Regions from separate parts of the Homo sapiens genome. Here region 2 is linked to region 1. The links are chromatin contacts, found by Hi-C or POLR2A ChIA-PET in ENCODE. All regions are on one chromosome and are shown on one strand. The core of a region is the stretch at or near the end of the contact, and the rest is flanking DNA. Distances in the headings are between cores, read along the strand shown.

What was found. A loop is a pair of places that touch in the nucleus more often than their neighbours do. ChIA-PET counts read pairs that join two places held with the same protein, here RNA polymerase II (POLR2A). Pooled maps may share reads with other maps.
Region 2: a loop to region 1 is called in a map of left cardiac atrium, with 11 times the contacts of the local background. The contact joins two enhancer-like sites. A Hi-C loop is called at or near these places in 52 of 168 maps with a recorded cell type or tissue (A673, Calu3, HAP-1 and 28 more), 10 of 37 single-sample maps with no recorded cell type and 43 of 50 pooled maps. POLR2A ChIA-PET finds 5 or more read pairs at or near these places in 2 of 52 experiments (WTC11 and activated T-cell).

What each region holds. Positions count from the first base shown.
Region 1 is chr9:69,974,508-69,980,096 of GRCh38, forward strand. No RefSeq gene overlaps it. Among named protein-coding and RNA genes, the nearest start is that of MAMDC2, 67 kb to the right of the region's middle. Within about 2 kb of position 1,889, at least 5 of the 41 ENCODE cell types and tissues checked have a DNase peak (open chromatin) inside an H3K27ac peak, as active enhancers do.
Region 2 is chr9:70,227,104-70,232,357 of GRCh38, forward strand. It overlaps SMC5-DT (SMC5 divergent transcript), which reads right to left. Exons shown (of 4, transcript NR_039990.1): 3 at 2,111-2,286. Among named protein-coding and RNA genes, the nearest start is that of SMC5-DT, 29 kb to the right of the region's middle. Within about 2 kb of position 2,125, at least 6 of the 41 ENCODE cell types and tissues checked have a DNase peak (open chromatin) inside an H3K27ac peak, as active enhancers do.

The DNA.
Region 1 (5,589 bases), core at 639-3,138:
TAATCTCTGTGGCCCTTTGAGGTTTGTACAAGTTGCTTTTCCTACCATGGAGTAACATGGAATTGGGAGGGAAGAGAACCATAAAGCTTCTTCAGATGTTTTATAGGCTTTTTCTTGTGGAGGTTGTAGGACTGAAGGGATGTTCATGTACGTGGCTGGGGCAGGGGAAGGGGGATGAAACTTCACATATACCATCAACATTTGACTAAATGATCCAGTTTCTGCCACCCACTGCCCAGGTATGACATGTTTGTGCCTAAGACTGAGACAGAGGCCATGGAAACAAGGGCGTAGGGGGATCATATTAGGGAAATACAGCATTTGGAGAGAATAATTCATCATACTTATTGTAGTGTTCATAGAGGCAAAGCAGGGAGCAGAAGATGAACATGTCCTTAAGTGGCTGGAGCTCAGAGCCGACTCTGATCACAGGGTGTTGCCTCCACCTTTCCACTCCTTCAGTTTTGCCAGACTCACCTTCTCTCCCTGCATCACCTCTCAGCGTCCAGTCATTCTTTATTCTCTTAGTCTTTCAGTCCTTTTCTGACTCACCTAACATCCTATCAATTCTGAACACCAAGCCAGTCATGGCCCTGCTCCCACCAGCCCGCAAATGGGTGGCCTCTTGGCCTTCCCACCCTGTCTTTCACATCAGTGAGAACTCATCGGATTCCTCCATCCCTGACGTAGGTTACCTCATCCTTCTTTTTTGAACCCTATTTCTTGGAAAATTCTGTGTCTTCTTTTTATCTCAGCCCAAATCCCTGTAGTCATGGCTAGTTCCTGACACCTGCTCCTTTAACAATCCTGTATATCTTGCAACTTTGTCTCTCTTTATTGACATTTTCCAAATGATACATTTTCCCAAGTCTCTTTTTATTAAAAATAAAACAAACAAAAATGACTTTTTTTGGCTTGGGTTTAATAAACAGAGTAATGGTAATTTTAAAAAATGAATAAATTTAGTATTTTAACCCAGTCTCATGGTTGTTGTTGCAACTTGGTGAAACAGAACTTTGGATCTGGTTATGGAATGGAAGGACATATTTTGAATAGGAACCCCAACTCATATGGGCTTCATATTAAGAGGAACTGAAAATCCAAAGGAAGGCCGGCCAAAGGGAACCCTTGGTTTTATAGCTCAATGATGTTATCAAGAACCTGATTGCTTTCATTTTTTTGTTTCCCCTTCCATGGTGTCGACTTCATCTAAAACGAAATTTTCTTGTGGTCCTAAGATGGCTACAAGCAGCTCTATGGGCTTCCTGTTCTCCTCAGAGGCAAGAGAAGCTCCCTCCCAACATCCCCAGCAGGAGTCCTGAGGTTTTCTCTAAGTAGTCTGACTGAAGTTATGCGCTCACTGCTGAACTAATCACTGTGGTTATGGAGCAAATGTCATGGTTGCCATAATCTCGGCCACATGCTCTACTGCCAGAGCTGGAGTGCAGTTTAGGTCCCTGAAACTACATGGTTCCCCTAAACTAAGTCAGAGGGTTTGTCCTTTACTCATGTACTTCCAGGACCTGAAGGTTGGTTTGGACCCCACTTACTGACACATCTCTAGATCCATGTCTAGCTGGTGCTCTAAGCTTTCTCAGCCCCAGCCCTCCCACTCAACTTGAACACTAGATATTAACAAAGTGCCAGGTGGAAAACTCCAGAATTGTGCATGGCAGCATGTGTGCAGAGATGAAAAGACACAGAGAAGTGAGGAGGGGTGAGGACTGTTTGGTCCTATAATAGTGATGCGGTGATATCATGACTTTAAACTCTCCAAACATCTGCTGGGAGGCTCCTACTGCTAAAAGTGGAACAGCTGATTAGAGGACAAAGGGAATCGAGCTTCCACTTAATTCTGACCAAAAGGAAAGGCCAGTTGGTGAAACAGAAGGTATGGGAAGCATGGGAGGAAATGACTGATTCACCTTGGAATTTGTAATAGCAGAGAAACGGACAAATGGGCATGTTCAGACACATCCATTGGATTTTTTTTTTTTTTTTTTTAGTCTAAGAAAGGCGAAGTGAGCCCATAGTCAGTTTCTAAAAGGGACTATCACTTAAGAAGGATAAGTAGCTTTAGAAAAGAAATGCCTACTCTGTAATCTTGGGTTATTCTAATGAGAAGTTCACTGAGGAAACATTAAAGAAACTGAGTGTGTTTAGGGTACAACCAAACCCAGATTTAGAAGGAACAGAAACAGCCGGCTTGATGGCTCATGCCTGTAATCCCAGCACTTTGGGAGAATGAGGCGGGAGGACCACCTGAGGTCAGGAGTTAGAGACCAGCCTGACCAACATGGAGAAACCCTGTCTCTACTAAAAATACAAAATTAGCCAGGCGTGGTGGTGCATGCCTGTAATCCCAGCTACTCGGGAGGCTGAGGCAGGAGAATCGCTTGAATCCAGGAGGCAGAGGTTGCGGTGAGCCGAGATCATGCCACCGCACTCCAGCCTGGGCAACAAGAGCAAAACTCCGTCTCAAAAAAAAAAAAAAAAAGAAAAAAGAAAAAAGAAAAAAGAAAAAATTAAAGAAAGAACAGAAACAGAATCTGGGAGGAAAGCCACACGTAGTGAAGGCTGAGTGTAACATGTGTCATTCATGGCTGAGTGACACAAATCTGTGCAGACGCAGCATCCCAAAGGCTAATTGTAGATAAGTTGACACTTGTATCTTTTGTAGAGATGAGGTTTCGCCATGTTGCCCAGGCTGGTCTCAAATTCCTGGGCTCAAGTGGAAAATGATTGCAAAGAGGGAAGGCACCCAAGATGGAGCTGGGCACCTTCTAATTTTAGAAGGGGTGTTATAGTAAGCACAAACTTAGTATTAAATTGCCAGTAAAATTTTTGATTAGATTACTAAACAAGTGGGTGGTTTTCAAGCACTTAGAAAAGTAGATAATCACCAGAAACACGTGTAGATAAACCAAGAATTATCTCCAAATAAGGTGACTTGGGTTTAAAGTCATTAGGCTTATTATCAGGAATATATCTGTATCCTGCAAATAAAAAATTTAACAAATCTTTAAATAAAACATCCTATGATAATTATGCAGGCAAGATAAACAAACATAGGCTGGATCATCAACAATTTATATGGCTGTTGATTTAATGCATCACAGCCATTTTGAGAAAAAAGTAGTCTTCCCTGCTATCTTTGGCAAAATACTATTAAGATACTTTTAATTAAACAACATAGATGGCTAGGTAAATAATATCTTTATTAGATTTGTGGATAAGACCATGTTATTATGTGAGTAAAATGAATTAGTATTTTAAAGATCTTCCCAGGTTGGAGAAAAATGGACAGAAGCTAGTAAGGTAAAGTTGAAAAGGGACTTATGCAAAGTTTGGCATTAGGTTAAAATAAAATTGCAACAGTACTGTATAGCAGCATAGAATGACAGGAATTCTGATTTCGGAACAAAACTATACTTGGCAATTTTAGTTGATGATGAATGGCATTTGAATTAGGAAGAGTGTAGTCTAACTACAATTTAACCTTGGGTTGCATTTTTGGAAGCCAGGCCTTCAGATCTGCCCTGGTCCGCCTGCTGCTGGAGTTGATGCCCAGTTTTGTTCAGTACACAACATGGTGTAATCTGACGGGTGCTGGAAGCCATATCTGCGATTATGGGTCCAGGAGATATAAACACGCAGGATGTCTTCCAGGGCCAATGAACAGACCTACTGGTGAGAAGAGAGGGCTCTTATTGGAGAATATGTGAGAAAACCATATTGGCAGGATGGGCAGAGGCAGATGGTAAGGCTAGGCTCTTGAATTCCCAGTCTAAAGATTGTGAGCCTTACCTCTTAGACAACACAGAGGTTCCAAGCACTCATAAGTGGGATGAGAGAGTGGATGAGAGTTGTACTTTGGAGGATAGATCTGAGATTTTAAATGTTATGGAGGCAATGCAATGGAAAGTCGTGGACTGGGTGGATAAGTGTTTAGGATCTGAAACCAGGACTGGGACAGAATGCTGGTCTTCAATTTCCTGGGCATTTAACTTTGGGCATGATTCTTTACCTCTCTGTGCCTCTGTTTTCTCATCTGTAAAATGTGGATAATAATATTATCTACCTTATTAAGTTGTGAGGAGGATTAAATACATTAAATATATATGAAGTGGGGCCAGGTACAGTGACTCATGCCTGTAATCCTAGCACTTTGGGAGGCCAAGGCAGGTGGATCACCCGAGGTCAGGAGTTCAAGACCAGCCTGACCAACATGGAGAAAACCTGTCTCTACTAAAAATACAAAATTAGCCAGGAGTGGTGGCGCAGGCCTGTAATCCTAGCTACTTGGGAGGCTGAGGCAGAAGAATTGCTTGAACCCAGGAGGCAGAGGTTGTGGTGAGCTGAGATTGCACCATTGTACTCCAGCCTGGGCAACAAGAGCGAAACTCCATCTCAAAATAAATAAATAAATAAATAAATAAAATATATATATGAAGTGCTTAGAACAGTTCCTGGCACATTGTAGTGCTCAATGAACGCTAACAGTGGCTATGATTACAATTCAAACCTGGAATGAGCAGGCAGTAAAAACTAGAGAAAGGAAGGAACAGCTGCACAGAGTGTAATGAAGGCAAAATTCGGAGGCCTTGCTGCTTACCTGGAGATAGCTCTCTTGGTCTCTTGCATACGTCTCAACCTTTGCTCTTATCGTGCTTGCAAGGTGGTGTCTGCATGGTATTCTACATGGCTACCTTGCTGCCCAAGGTCTTCCCCTTCACCCATGCCCAGAGTGAATTCCATAGCCATTCAGCCCTTACCTGACTTTTCATGTGTACATGTGTCTCACTCTACCCAATTTCAGGCTTGTTGAGGTCAGGTACTGTTGTACATGTTTCCTTTTATCGCCCGCAACATCTAGCACAGTCTCTTGCATGTATGCCTGTTCCAAACTGAATTTTGTTCATGCAGGAATGGCTTAAGTTAATGAGGATTCTAAGTTCCCAAGCTCGTGTTGGGGAAATGGTGGCACTTGTGATGAAAGAGTGAAGCACAAGGGAGAAGTCCATTAGCTTCAGAAGTTATGGGTTCAGTTTTGGGATATAATGAGGTTACCAATTATGTGGGATTAGGTTCAAAAGGCACTAAGGCAGCAGTATAATCTAGACAAAATTGCCTTTAAGTTCCTTAAATCTCAATGTTTCTCAATAAGTGATTTTAGTTGTATTGGGTCTAGTCAGCCTGTCATAAGTTGACCATGGATGAAACTGGTGGTTTATGTTTTGGGAAACATGCTGCACCAAAGATTATGCTTTTCTGGGTGTATAAGGTGGTGGTGATGGTGCCCTCTGTATTTTCTCAAAGTAGGCACTATGAAATTACACATATTCACATTATAAATGACTGGACTCTAGTATAATTATGTGGCATCCAGGTAGAGATGTCTAATGAAAGTATGTGAAAGATTTAATGCTTCCTGGCTCTCTGAGATTTTTCTTTCTTTTCATAGTTATAACCATTGGGGGAAATCACCCATCATTTGGCAAATCTAAATAAACAAATGGCCTTGAAGATGACATTCACTGCAGAGTTGGGCTTGAAAGTTGGCACAGAGGTGTAGGGAAGGATGAGTTC
Region 2 (5,254 bases), core at 875-3,374, 250 kb after region 1:
GCACTCTATACATTAATATAATAATTATTACTTTTTTCTCTTAATTTTCCCTTACCTCTTTTTACTCCACTGATACAATAATTTTTATAGCATGCTTTATTTCACATAGACAATCTCAATTTTTTATCTCATTAGAATGTAAACTCTATATCCTAACATGGAGTACAACATTTCTTGCTGTTTTGTTTACTTTTGTATTCTCAGTACCCAGAAAGTGTCTGGTATAGTAAGTGTGCAACAAAAAAATACTTGAATGAATGAATGTCTTTCCCACTTCTGTGAGATGGAAATATTTTAGCTCTTTCACAGATAAGGAAACAGAGTCTCAAAAGAGTGAAGAAATTACTCAAGATTTTGTATCTGTTAAATGGAGGAATTTAAGAGTCTGGTCTGATTCAAAGGCTCATACCTCTTTACTACTTTAGCCAAAAGTCCATTGTTTTCTTGAAGTTGGGAGGGTTTCCCACTCAAGAGTGTCCAAACTCATAAATTAATCTATTAAGAGCATTATCTTTCTGAATGCAAAGAAAACAAAAAATTCTCAGCTACACAAAATAAATATTCTGAAGTTTATGGAGAAAATAAAATTTTATAATAAAACAAAATTTTGCAAATGAAATTCTTTCTATTTATGATTAACTGCCTATAGTGGAGGAAATCCCTAAACAGAGCTGAAACATTGGGGAAGGAAGATTTCAAGATGTTGACCTATTCAGCTGCGTACTAGGCTAGGCATCATAATTCCTCCAAAGCATTATTCCTGTCCAGAGCTATCAATAAGAAGTGATATTGCCATTGATGATGTTAAATTTCAGGCAGGACCCTGTGGAGGTAATATTTTTTCCCAATCATATAAGCTTGACTGAAAACGGACTTTGCGATACTGTCTCAAACTACAAGAATACAAATTAAATATTTTTCTATAATAAAAATACTGTTATTTGCTGAATTACTGTATTTGCTGAATTAAGGAGTGAAGATTGCATATTCAGGACTCAACACAGTATCTGGTACCTAGTAAGGGGGTTATAATATGTGGTGAGTGAATAAAGTCATTCACCAGCCTCCTTGCTGGTAACATAAATCCATAGTAATAATCACAGCTAACATTTGTTGAATACTATTTTCAGACATTGTTCAAAGAGTCTGTTTCGCTGACACAGCTGTGTTTTTATCCTTACAAGGTCACCTCCTGAACGTGCCAGCTCTCCTACCAGCTCCATCCTCAATGTCAATTTACACTCTAGGCAAAGATTCCAAGTTTCCCTCTTTCAACAGGATTTATTGGCTACCAAAATTGCCTCTAAGGTTGCTAAACTGGGAATCCTACTAGGGATGCCAACTTTGGAAATTGGGGGAAAAGAGGGTGGGGGTTGGGGTACTGGATATTGGCTTAGAGCAGAAAAGGAGGTAATTCTTACCAGTTGTTGCTAAGAAACAACCTGAAGTTAATCTAAGAGAAAAAAAGGAGGTGGAAAGTGAGCTGCTTAACTCCCCTTCCCTCATTTATGCTTCTTCGACAAAATTCGATTGTTTGATGCTTCTTTTCCCTTTCCAAGTTGCCTTTGGCATTCATTTCAACTATATTTCACCTTCATTTTAACTATATTTCACATGGATGAATACATGGAAGGACAGTAAGCACATTATAGGTTTCTCAGGTTTAGAAATGCCCAGGGAGAAGAAATGCTAGCTAACAGATACTGCTTAACAATTTAAGCCCAGTGTTGGCTTTTATTGCAATTCTCAGCAGCACCTAAACACACAAGTGCTTCAAATAGAAATTGCTTTCTCACACAGATTGCCTTCTCTCCTATAATTTCCTGTCTAGGATGGAGATTATTTGTGTATAGAAGGGAGTGAAGGACTGAATACTGAGAAAATAGTGCCTGTGATGCAAGGTCTGGTTTAATATGGAGGAAGAAAAGGTTCAACAAAGATTTCTTGAGAAATCTATGCTCCAGGCATTGTACGGAGCATGGAGGTTACAAAAATGCTCACAGATTAGTGAGGGAGAGAGAGAGAAACCAGTCAACACAGTTCGGAGTGCTAAGTACAAAACGGCCATATGCCCAGGGTGCTATGGGAGGGCCTCTTGGGGGAATCTGACCTGGCAGGGCAGAGGCAGCCTCCTGGCTGCAGTCTAGGGAGAGCAGTGGAAAGCAGCAGTGCCCACTCGCACAGTGTCCCTGATGCCTTCATGTCTTCTCTCACACTCTGAGGGCTAAGACCTGGGCTCTGTGACTTCTTGGTCTCATGCCAGGGACTTGTGTGATTTAACCAGAACTGGAAAAAAAAAAAAAAAAAACCCTGAGTTTTTGTAACTAATAATTCTAATGACACTGCATTTTCAACATATGGATTACTATAAAGAGGTAATATGGCACAGTGATTAAGGACCCTGTTTCTGGATTTATGCTGTCTGTTTAAATCTCGGGTCTGCCACTTACAAGCTACGTGACTGAAGGCAAGTCATTTACACCCTCTCTGACTCCTTTTCTTAGTCTGCAAAATGGGGCAAAGACTTATTCCTGCTTCTTAGGTTGCTGCAAAGATTAAACGAGAATAATATGAGCACCTACAACAGTCTCAGACACACAGAAGCCATTCCAGTTTATAAGGTTTCAGTGAAATTTCAGATAAATATGGTGATTTTTATGTATTCTTTTTCTACGAAGGAATTGTGAGTTTACAGCGCCATCTTAAGGATAAAGCAAACATATAATCTTGTCATTTTATCATCTTTTTCTTTATTACTCACAGTACAACTCATTTTGACTAGTAGCTGGGTAATGCTTTCCCCTGTGTTCTTCCCACTCCACTTGCCCCTAGCAAAATCCCACTTGCCCCTAGCAAAATCCCACTTGCCCCTAGCAAAATGTACCATTGCTAAAGCTAACTTCTTGTTTATCTCCTCAAGAATGCTCACTTACTCAGTTTTGTACCCCCACTGCCTAGCATACTCAACAAAGATTTCTGGATTAAATAAACAAATGCTTAGTAAAAGCATTTCGTTTAGTACAAACATGCATGTAGGTTTCAAAAATCACAAGGAATATAATGGTGCTCTTTGATCCATCACAATTTCACTGGTCATTTTAATATATTTGTCTGGACATTACTCTCCCCAGATAATCCCAGCCTCTAACATTTCATAAACGAACCAGGCTGCACCGTGAATACTTGTATATTTAAAAATACACGGTGAATTCGAACCCAAATCAAAAACCCCACTGACTATTAAAAAAATATGGCAAGAAAGGGTGGGGGGAAATGGAAAACAGATACATAAAGGCAGGTGAGTGAAACATCACAATGTATACCTATTGATATCATATAAACATATTGCTTATTCAAAAAATTAACAAACATGGCAAGATTTATATGCTTAAGAACATGAAGGTATTCTATGTGGCAAAATAAATTATCTAAACGCTGCCCCATTCCCCTATATACATGTGTACACATACACACACAAGACAAAACATTTAAAAATTCTTGGTGAAATTTGACGACCTTTATTGTAAATGAATACCTAAGCTGGTAGGAAAGTAAGGGAAATGTCCAGACACCCTCTGCAACCCCTCCTCTGCTTTGAAAAAGAGAACTGAAAAGCAGAGATATAAGTACATAAGCTGACGCTATAGCTACCTGGAGGGAGGTTGTCAGTCTTGGTAACCTGGGGGCTTAGGCTCTTAAGCCATAAAGGGATCAGAAAAGAGCCTGCCAAGGGTGGGGAGGATAGAACAGAGACTTCACAAATAAGCCCAAGACTCTTGAAGAGCTACATTTTTACTAAAAGGGTAAATCCAGACAATAAAATAAAAATAGAAATCTTCCTTCAGCACAGGGAGATTGGTAGGATGCCAACTCTTCTCCATTTAGACTGTGGTATGGGGGATAGGAGTTCTTCCTTGAGAATTCCTAGTTATATTACACAAATTTAGAGTGCAAAATTACCCTGACCTCATGATCTGGGAATCCACAAGCTCAAAGTTTAATGTGAGAATATGTCCCTGGCCAGTGATATTCTTGGGGCACCTGGTTGAAATTAATATAAAATTCTTTAGGGGACTGTGCACTCAACCTAGGCTGTGCAGAGTTCACACATATAAAACTGCACTAAAGAAAGCTCACAATCCAAAACTACAGAACGTTTTGTGAAAGAATCCACTAACAGCAAAAATCAGCTGCTAAGAAACAGAAGAATTATATACCCAAGACTTCATAAGATGAAAATTGTTTGTAGACACTTTAAGTATTTTTTAAAATGATTAGAAAAAGATATAACGAAGCCAATACTCTATGAAAATGCAGATAGTTTTTGTTTTCATTTTTGTTTTTGTTTTGAGAGAGAGTCTTACTATGTTGCCCAGACTGGAGTACAGTGGCTATCCATAGGCACAATCATGGTGCACTATAGCCTGAAACTCTGGGCTTAAGTGATCCTCCTACCTCAGCCTTTCAAATAGCGGGGACTATAGGCACATGGCACTGCACCCAGCAAAAAGCAGGTAGATTTTTTAAAAACCGAATAGAACTTCTGCATATAATAAATAATAGTCATAAAATTAAAAATTCAGTGTGAAAGACAAACAAGCAATTAGCCATATCTAATAGAAAGAGAATGATGAACTGGAATACAAGGTAATAAAGCTGAGTACAGCACAGAGAGATAAAGAAATGGAAAACATGAAAAAGAATAGGAATGAGAGTCAATGTATTGAAATCAGTGACAGAAAAAGAGAATGGGGGAGAGGTAATGCTCAAAGGGAGAATATTTGAGACTGTTTCAGAATTGATTATAGACAAAAATGTTCAAAATCATGAAGTTCAGTAAATTCTGAGCAATATAAATAAAAATAAATCTATACCTAAATACTTTATGAAATTATGGAACACCAAAATCAAAGAGAAAAATGCAACCAAAATGAAAAGACAGATGAACTACAAATGAATGAAAATTAAACAAAATCTAACCCGTCAATAATGAAGCAAGTGAGAAGACAGGGAAATAAAAACCTTAAAATGTTAAGAGGAAATAATATTCAACCAGAATGAGGACGAAATAATGTCATTTTCAGATAAGAAAGAAATCATGGTATTTTTGCTGGCAAGATGGCCAAATAGGAACAGCTCCGGTCTGCAGCTCCCACTGAGATCGATGCAGAAGGTGGGTGATTTCTGCATTTCCAGCTTAGGTACCTGAGTCATCTCATTGGGACTGGTTGGACAGTGGGTGCAGTCAAAGTTG